Regions from separate parts of the Homo sapiens genome. Here region 2 is linked to region 1. The links are chromatin contacts, found by Hi-C or POLR2A ChIA-PET in ENCODE. All regions are on one chromosome and are shown on one strand. Each heading gives the region's core, a stretch centred on a gene start or an enhancer-like site at or near the end of the contact. The rest is flanking DNA. Distances are from core to core; before and after follow the strand shown. Region 1 has its middle 16 kb from the start of ZBTB8B. Region 2 holds the start of SYNC (syncoilin, intermediate filament protein).

Region 1 (4,912 bases), core at 870-3,369:
CATATATTAAAACAAATTATATATCCACAGAGTAACTGGCACATGAATGTTTATAGCAGTTTACAACACCACTCATGTAATCCCAGGACTTTGGGGGGCCTAGGTGAGAGGATGACTTGAGCCCAGGAGTTCAAGACCAGCCTGGGCAACATGGTGAGACTATGTCTCTAATTGAAAAAAGAAGAAGAAAGAGAAGAAGAAGGAGTCAGAGAAAGAAGAGGAGGAGTAGGAGGAGGAAGAGGGGAAGAAAGAAGAAAACAGAAAAAGAAGAAAACCTCGGGGTAAATCTTCATTACTTTGGATTTAGCAATGAATTCTTAGATTTGTCACCAAAAACACAAGCAACAAAATAAAAATTGGTAATTATCAATTGATAATTGGTAATTGGACTTTAACAACTTACAATTTTGTTTTATCAAGAATGAGAAAAGATAACCTACAGAAACGGAGAAAATATTTGCAAATCATATATCTGATAAGGTTGCAGAATATATAAAGAACTCTTACAACTGGCCAGGCATTGTGGCTCACGCCTATAATCCCAACACTTTGGGAGGCTGAGGCAGGAGGATGGCTTAAGGCCAATATTTCTTTTTTTCTTTTCTTTTCTTTTTCTTTTTTTTTTTTGAGGCAGAGTCTTGCTCTTGTCGCCCAGGTTGGAGTGCAATGGCACGATCTCCACTCACTGCAACCTTCGCCTCCCAGGTTCAAGCAATTCTTCCGCCTCAGCCTCCTGAGTAGCTGGGATTACAGGTGCCTGCCACCATGCCTGGCTAATTTTTGTATTTTTAGTAGTGGGGTTTCACCATGTTGGCCAGGCTGGTCTCGAACTCCTGACCTCATGATCTGCCCACCTTGGCCTCCCAAAGTGCTGGGATTACAGACGTGAGCCACCATGCCCGGCCAGGCCAAGATTTCAAGACCAGCCTGGGACACATAGCAAGACCCCATCTCTAGAAAAAATTTAAAAATTAGCTGAGCGTGATGACACATCCCCATAGTCCCACCTACTCGGGAGGCTGAGGGGGGAGAATCACTTGAGCCCAGGAATTGGAGGCTGCAGTGAGCTATGATTGCACCATTCCACTCCAGCCTGGGTGACAGAGCAAGATCCTGTCTCAAAAACAAACAAACAAACAAAAAGACTCTTAAACTCAACAACATGTTAGATATGAGTTCTAAATTTATTTTCGAAGAATCAATATGTCCGTATGTTCAATTCTTTGCCTTCTACTTTTAAACTTAACTTCCTCATAAAGGAAAGTTTTTCGATTACCTGCTCCACCCTGACTCATTCCAATTACCTGCTCTACCCTGACTCATTCCGATTACCTGCTACCTGCTCCGCCCTGACTCATTTGCCACCCTGCATAACCATTTTTCCTGCCAAACCACTCACCCAGTAATTCTCTTTAAATTAGCCAGTCGGAATTAGTTTAGCCTGTGCTGTCTAACCCTAGCCAATAGGGGAACGACACAGCAGCAGGGGCCACATGCTTCAGGGATAAAAACCCTTTCCCCTCCCTTGTCCAAGTGTGCACTCACCATTGCTCCATCTGTAAGGGTGCACCCTTCTATAGAAGTACCTTGCCTTGCTGAGAATTAAAAAGAAAATTTTATATTTGAGTGCTGTATCTTTTGCGGCACCAAAACTTTATTTACAAGAATTTGGGGGCTCATCCGGGATTACATTCCCCTCCAGGGATGGTCTCTGGTTCTCTCTCCTGAGGAGGCATGCCCCGCCCCCTAGTGGTGGCCTCAGGGGTGAGAAATCAAGACCCACCCAGTGCAAGGAATAAGCCGAGCTCTCAGCAACATGGAAAAACAAAATGGCCAGCAACCTAGCGTAAAGGAGCCTCACATACTGCAGCGATGACTCTGTAGGGTCCAGCCTGGGAGGGCCTTTGGGTTTTCTCTTCGTGTGCAGAGACAAGAGATCATAGAAATAAAGACACAAGACAAAAGAGAGAGAAAGACAGCTGGGCCTGGGGGCCACTACCACCAAGACGCAGAGACTGGTAGTGGCCTTGAATGCCTGGCCGCACTGCTATTTATTGTATACAAGGCAAGGGGGCAGGGTTAGGAGTGTGAGTCATCTCCAAAGATAGGTAAGGTCATGCAAGTCACATGTCCACTGGACAGGGGGCCCTTCCCTATTTGGTAGCTGAGGCGGAGAGAGAGAGGGGACAGCTTACGTCATCATTTCTTCTATGCATTTCTCAGAAAGATCAAAGACTTTAATACTTTCACTAATTCTGCTACTGCTATCTAGAAGGCGAGTCAGGTGTACAGAGTGGAACATGAAAGTGGACCAGGAGAGTGACCGCTGAAGCACAGCATCACAGGGAGACGTTTAGGCCTCCAGATGGCTGCAGGCGGGCTTAACTGATGTCAGGCTTTCCACAAGAAGTGGTGGAGAAGAGTGTTCTCTAACTCCCCCAGAGAAAGGGAGACTCCCTTTCCCAGTCTGCTAAGTAACGGGTGCCTTCCCAGGCTTTGGTGCTACCGCTAGACCAAGGTCTGCTAAGTAACGGGTGCCTTCTCAGGCACTGGCGTTACCACTAGACCAAGGAGCCCTCTAGTGGCCCTGTCCAGGCATGACAGAGGGCTCACACTCCTGCCTTCCGGTCACTTCTCACGGTGTCCCTTCAGCTCCTAACTCTGTATGGCCTGGTTTTCCTAAATTATAATTGTAGAACAGAAGTTATTAATAAAAGAGTAATGCTACAAACTAATGATTAATAATATTCATATATAATCATGTCTATATTCTATTTCTAATATAACTATTCTTATTCTAATTATTTATTTTATTATACTGAAACAGTTCGTGCCTTCGGTCTCTTGCCTTGGCACCTGGGTGACTTGTCGCCCACACAGACCAAGGAAGGAGAAGCCGCAGGAGCCAGTAAAGTATTTCCTTGGTGGTCGGGACTAAGGAAAAAGCCGCGGGGCGGTAAAGCATTCCTTGGTTAGGACATACCAAGGAGAGAGAAAGTGCAGGGGCGGTAAAGCATTCCTTAGTCAGGACTAGGGAAAGAAAGCCGTGGGGGGCGGTGAAGTATTCCTTAGTCGGATGTCTCGGAGGTTAAAAAGAGGTTAGAAATCCCCATGAGTGGGGATTGAACCCCAGAAAGAGGTGAGAAATCCCCATGGGGGGGTTGAACCTCAAAAAAGAGGTGAGAAATGCCTATGGCGGGGGGGTGGGGTTGAACCTCACACAACCCCCCCCTTTTCTTTCTTCTCGGGGGAAGAAAAAGTAGCTCCACTCCCACTGGTGCCTCCCCTAGGGGAAGGGGAAGGAGGGGGGAGAACAGCAGCATAAGTGGCTGGCAGAGGCAGGGAAAGACCAGCAGAGAGGAAAGAGAGAAAAAGAGAGGGGCAGAGAGAGGGAGAGATAAAGAGACAAAGAGGGAGTCAAAGAGAGAGAAAGAGAGAAAAAAAGAGATAAAAGTAGTAAAGAGAAAACAGTGTACCCTATTCCTTTAAAAGCCAGGCTAAGTTTAAAACCTATAATTGATAATCAAAGGTCTTCTCCATGACCCTATAACACTCCAATATAACCTTGTTTTCAGTGATAACAAAGGTGTAGCGGGAAAGCACTAAGGCCACTGACAACCTTTAGCCTTCCTATCAAAAATCCTTGGCTGGGCTTTGGTGGCTCAAGCCTGTAATCCCAGCACTTTGGGAGGCTGAGGCGGGCGGATCACCAGGTCAAGAGATCATTAGATCCTGGCTAACACGGTGAAACCCCATATCTACTAAAATTATCTGGGCATGGTGGCGGGCGCCTGTAGTCCCAGCTGCTTGGGAGGCTGAGGCAGGAGAATCGCTTGAACCCGGGAGGCAGAAGTTGCAGTGAGCCAAGATCGTGCCACTGCACCACAGCCTGGCAACAGAGCGAGACTCCGTCTCAAAAAATATATACAAAAAATTAGCTGGGCATGGTGACGGGCGCCTGTAGTCCCAGCTACTTGGGAGGCTGAGGCAGGAGAATGGCATGAACCCGGGAGGCGGAGTTTGCAGTGAGCCGAGATCACGCCACTGTACTCCAGCCTGGGCAACAGAGCAAGACTCTGTCTCAAAAACTAATAATAAATAAATAAAAATAAAAATCCTTAACCCAGTGCATTCAGTCTGTAGAGGCAACTGCTTTGCTAGCAGAAGAAAGTACAAAAATAACTTTTAGAGGAAATCTCATTGTGAGCACACCTCACCAGTTCAGAACTAACCTAAGTCAAAAAAAAAAAAAATAGCAAAAAGGTAGCTTACTAACTCAAAAATCTTAAAGTATGGGGCTATTCTGTTAGAAAAAGATGATTTAACATTAACCACTGATAATTCCCTTAACCCAGCAGGTTTCCTAACCGGGTATCTAAATCTTAATTAATTACCATACAAAGGCCCTACCAGACCTAGGAGGAACTCCCGTCAGGACAGGATGATAGATGGTTCCTCCCAGGTGATTGAGGGAAAAAAACCACAATGGGTATTCAGTAATTGATAGGGAAACTCTTGTAGAAGCAGAGTTGGGAAAATTGCCTAATAGTTGGTCTGCTCAAACCTGGGAGCTGTTTGCACTCAGCCAAGCCTTAAAGCACTTACAGAACCAAGGAAGGAACCGTCTATACCAATTCTAAGTTAATTTAGACTAAATAAGTTCTTATTAATAGCAAAGGATAATTGAAATCCCAAACTTACAAGGTTTTCAACAAAAGTAAAATTTGCTAAAAGTTAACAGTGTAACATTTATTATCCTAACTTCTAATATTGTGGCCTTAGGCAGTCTAGTCCACAGACATGAAGGAAGTTTGCTTTGGAGAAAATTAAAAAAAAAAAAAAAAAAGGAGGGGAAGAATTTATATAAAAAGAATGTTATATGGTAAATTCTTATCCTAAAGTAAATTAATTG
Region 2 (4,912 bases), core at 1,035-3,534, 250 kb before region 1:
CATGGTGGCTCCTGCTTGTAATCCCAGCACTTTGGGAGGCTGAGTCTGGAGGATCCCTTGAGGCCAGGAGTTTGAGATCAGCCTTAACAACATAGTGAGACCCCATCTCTATTAAATAAAATTTTACAAAACCCAACAAAACAAAAAAGCCCATAACAAAAAAATAAATGGGTGGACATTATGGGCAGGGGGTGGGGAGGCATCAGAGAAGGCCTCTGTGAGATGTGATCTGAGACCTGAAGGAGAGTAAAAGGTGGGCTGTGAAGAGCTGGAAAGGGTTTTCTAGGCAGAGGGAGCAGCAGAAAAGGCCTGGCTGGGTGTGGTGGCTCACTCCTGTAATCCCAGCACTTTGGGAGGCTGAGGTAGGAGGACTGCTTGAGCCTAGGAGTTTGAGACCAGCCTAGGCAACACAGTGAGACCTCGTCTTTACAAAAAATACAAAAATTATCCAGGTGTGGTGGTGTGCATCTGTAGTTCCAGCTACTCGGGAGGCTGAGATGGGAGGATCACCTGAGCCCAGGAGGTTGAGGCTGCCGTGAACCATGATTGCACCACCGTACTCCTGCCTGGATGACAGAGTGAGACCCTGACTGCAAGAAACAACAGCAACAAAAAAAACAACAACAAAGGCTTGGAGGTGGGGAAGTTTCTGGGACCCTGGGGAATTCAGGGTTTCAGCCTAAAGAAGCGCTGAGCAGGAGGGTAGGAGCGGGTCAGAAATTCAGTCCTAGGGACAGCCTAAGGCCAGGTCCTGGGCTGGGGGTTGGAGGGGCAGAGCCAGCTCTTCTGAATGCCACCCTTGCCGCCTGTTGCTTGGTACCACAGCAAACAGAGCCTCTGGCAGGCCTGCCCTTGCTGCCTTAGCTCTCCTCTGGCGGGCAGCAGATGTCAAATGCCCAGCAGCTGAGGCTTCGCCAGCCTCCTCCCCTGGAATAGTTCGGGGGTAAGTCAGAAAATGACCAGCAGCCTCAAAACCTGGCTTTTTCTCGTGCGTACCTTACAAGGGTATATTTGGCTGCCCTGGGTGTTAAATCTTCCACCCCCTTGCATTAGACAGAGAAATATAAATATACAGCCACAGGCAGCACACTCAGACGCGAGGATGAATGAACATTTATCAACCCCCAGTCACGCACAAGCACACAGTCAGAGTCACAAGCGGGACCATATGCATGCCCCCCACACAGAGTCAAAACCGCCAGCCCCACAAAGACACTCCACCATGGCACAATCACCACACACATTCACCCTGAGATCACACAATCACACATCCACATGCTCACACACAGACATGTACCCCACAATCACCGCAGAGTCACACAGGGGCACACAAGCCCACACACATTCAACACCACGGCATGCTTCCCCCACCGGCCTCCCAGGCACCCCAGCCCCTGGGGCTTGTTATGGTGCCAGCATTCTTCTGCGATTGAGTCAAAGACCTCCCCAGACAGGGTAGCTAAGTGGAAAAAGGAATCCGAAGGAAGAACGCCTGAAGCCCAGGTCTGGGAAGGGGCCCAGCAGCTTCTCTCTTGGGGAGAAAGACGTCAGTGCTGGTTTGACCCTCACACTAGTGGGCTGAGGACGTGGGGGGAGGTATGTCTTGAAGTTGACAGAAGTGGGCTGAGTGGGGTGACAGGTGGAGCAGGAGAGAGACCCCAGGAAGCCTCAAAGGGTGGGGCAGAAAGTGGGGTTAAATATGGACTCAATGTGATAGGCGTAAACTCCTCCGCAGTTCTCTCTAACCCCAGCCACCCAGCCCGCCCCCAGGCTCCAGGCTGTCCCCAAACGCGCGGGGTGTGGCCGTGAACCCTCCTCCCCGGCCGCGCCCTGCCCCGCCCTTCACGACAGCTGCCGGGGACAGCCCGGAGTGCCCAGAGGGTGGCTGCGGCCCTTCCCCTCTTGGGTGGGGACCAGAGGGCGCTGAGCGGCAGCGGACACCCCCAAACACTCGCGGGAGAGGGGTGCTGGCTCCCTTTGAGCAGCCCGCCCAACCCTGCCTCCACCCTCCCAGGCTGGACAGGGAAGGTGCTCCCTGGGGCTTCAGACCCCCCTTCTGACTCCCCCTGCAACGGGACCTCACGAAAGGAAGGGTGGAGAGAAGGTTCGGGAAGACGAGGGGGCTGGGAGGTTTGGAAAGACAGCTCCAGGCCCCCGTTCCCACCCCCGCCCCAGGCTGGTCCGGGAGGGGCAGCCTCTCCCCGCCCCCAGGTCCGCGCGGCCGCTCCCTCCTCCCCCGGCAGGAGCCCCGGCCAAGTGGGCGCGCCCGGCCCGGGGCCGGCCGGGATCCGGTGTCGGTTGCAGCTGGCAGTGCGGCGGGCGCGGGCGCCGGAGCGAGGGGCCCGCGGGCCCGGCTATTAATAACGCGGCCGCCAGCCCGGGGTCGCGCAGCCATGGCCAGCCCGGAGCCCCGGCGCGGCGGGGACGGCGCCGCCCAGGCCGCGAGGTAGGACAGTGCCGGGCCCGCGTCGCCGCCCCGCTGGGGAAGGGGTGCTGCTGGACGGGTTCCCTTTCCCCCCGACCGCGGGCGTCTTTCGCCTGTCTAGGGGTAGTGGTCCAGCCGGGGTGGGGCACTGGAGCCGCCTCGTGAGGGGACATCGGGGAGTCGGGCCGTCCCGGGGTCCTGGCACCTCCGTTTGTCTGTGGCTTTTTATAATACCCCTCCCCCTCCCGGGACTACATGAAAATTAACCCTTCCAGGCGAGTGGGCATCCACCGCTCAAGTGCCATTTGGCCCATAGCAGCCAAAGACACTTCTCGCTAGCCTTCATTCCTCCCTGCAAATGTCAGTTGGAGACAGAGGCCTCCCCTGCTGAAGTGGCTGTGTGGAAGCCACTTGGTGCAAGGCTGGGCATCTGCCAGCTTGAAGTTAAGAGTCTGTCAGGGCTTGTTCTCTCCCGTCTGGCCTGGGATGGGTGGGGGAAGGGTCCAGGGGCCCTCCCCACTATCCCTCCTGGCAGGGCACGGCTGATTATTGGGGGAAGGGACCTGTGGCTGAGGGGTTTGGGGTGAGGTGTATTTCTGTCCCAGGTCATACTGTGGCTCTGGGACTTCCCAGTGTACCAAGAGGTGAGGGTGCAAATACATAGCTCCCGACACCCCTTCACTGTCACACAGGGGCACAAAGCTGAGCGGTCTTACACACACACACTCACCCATACTGCTGTCCACACCTACAGCTACAGTCAGACACACGGACTCTTGCCTGCACAATGTCACATGGACTCCCAGCCACATCCCTGAACAGGGTTGGAGAGCTCTGCGGTTCTCTGGGGACAGGGACAGAGTGGCAGAGGCAGGCTGCCCAGGGCCCAAGGAAGCCCGAGGTCAGGGGCCCCAACTAAGCTGGCTTCCTCTCCTCTGAGCCTCCTGTCATCTGCTTCTTTCCCTCCTCTCTCTGTTTAAAAGAGGCGGCTGTGTGAGGGCAGCACCCAGCAGAGGCCTGGCACCATGGGTGGGGTGGTGGAGGCAGCACGATGTGTGCTAACAGCACAGCTTGGAGGTCAGGAGGCCTGGGTTTTACTTCCAGCTTTGCCATTCGACCTTGGGCAGATTTCCTCCTTGGAGTTCATCTGGTTTCTGCCTGTCTGCCCTTACAGAGCCCCACCCTAGGATATAGAGCAGAATGAGAACTCTGCTTGTCCTTAGGAAACTCACTATCAGGGAGACAGACACATGTACTTCTGTAACTGGAGCAATAAGTGTGAAGATGTGCTGCATACAGAGTGCCCTGAGAACACACATGGGGCTGTCTGGGAGATACTTTACGGAAGAGATGAAGTTTGAGCAGGGCTTGAAGGATGAGTAGAAATTTGTTAGATAGATAGAAGTATATTGTGGGCCCGGCGCGGTGGCTCACGCCTGTAATCCCAGCACTTTGGGACGCCGAGGTGTGCGGATCACCTGAGGTCAGGAGTTCAAGACCAGCCCGGCCAACATGGTGAAACCCGGCTCTACTAAAAATACAAAAATTAGCCAGGCGTGGTGGCGTGTGCCTGTAATCCCAGTTACTTGGGAGGCTGAGACAGGAGACTTGCTTGAACCCAGGAGGCAGAGGCTGCAGTGAGCGGAGATTACACCATTGCACTCCAGCCTGGGCAACAAGAGTGAAACTCCATCTCAAAAAAAAAAAAAGTATATTGTGACTGCTGCATGCCAGGCTTTTTATATGTGCTGTAGTTACCTCTTTTGGACCTCACGCCTATCCTAGGAGGGTGGTAAATACTGCAGGCCTTCTCCAGCCTCCACCACTTACAACAGTTGTGGAACCTTGTGTGAGTTCTTACTCTGTGCATTGGCTTCCTCATCTATAAAATGGAGATAATAGATGAAGATTCTTTCTTTCTTTCTTTTTTTGAGACAGAGTCTTGCTCTTGTTGCTCAGGCTGGAGGGCAATGGCGCAATCTCAGTTCACTGCAACCTCTGTCTCCCAGGTTCAAGCAATCCTCCTGCTTCAGCCTCCTGAGTAGCTAGGATTACAGGCACACACCACCATACCCAGCTAATCGTTTGTATTTTTAGTAGAGACGGAGTTTCACCATGTTGGCCAGGCTGGTCTCAAACTCCTGACCTCAGGTGATCCACCCGCCTCGGCCTCCCAAAGTGCTGGGATTACAGGCGTGAGCCACTGCACCCAGCCAATAGATGATGAGGATTCTATAAATGAGTATTCATGTAAAATGCCTAGAATAATCTTGAACACGGTGAAGTCATTCCAAGGTGGGCGGCTCGGCACGAGAATGATGAAAGGGCCGTCTGCTGGGAAAGCAGGGACTGTTGAATATCAGAGTGAGTTTGGCTGGCTGAGCAGGTGCATCCTTCCTGGCCCTGGCTCTAGGAGCTCTGCCTTCCCAGGTAGTACAGGGTTCTCTAGTTAGGTGGTTTTTGAGAAGCTGCAATTCTCAGCTGGAC

The links. A loop is a pair of places that touch in the nucleus more often than their neighbours do. ChIA-PET counts read pairs that join two places held with the same protein, here RNA polymerase II (POLR2A). Pooled maps may share reads with other maps.
Region 2: a loop to region 1 is called in a map of chondrocyte, with 6 times the contacts of the local background. The contact joins the promoter of SYNC here to the enhancer-like site in region 1. A Hi-C loop is called at or near these places in 2 of 168 maps with a recorded cell type or tissue (K562 and chondrocyte), 2 of 37 single-sample maps with no recorded cell type and 5 of 50 pooled maps. POLR2A ChIA-PET finds 5 or more read pairs at or near these places in 4 of 52 experiments (GM12878, H1, WTC11 and 1 more).

Annotation. Positions count from the first base shown.
Region 1 is chr1:32,446,163-32,451,074 of GRCh38, reverse strand. No RefSeq gene overlaps it. Among named protein-coding and RNA genes, the nearest start is that of ZBTB8B, 16 kb to the left of the region's middle. Within about 2 kb of position 2,119, at least 4 of the 41 ENCODE cell types and tissues checked have a DNase peak (open chromatin) inside an H3K27ac peak, as active enhancers do.
Region 2 is chr1:32,700,142-32,705,053 of GRCh38, reverse strand. It overlaps SYNC (syncoilin, intermediate filament protein), which reads left to right and starts at 2,284. Exons shown (of 5, transcript NM_030786.3): 1 at 2,284-2,446. The coding sequence starts at 2,394. RefSeq lists silencers at 1,735-1,824, 1,875-1,924 and enhancers at 1,285-2,050, 2,051-2,816.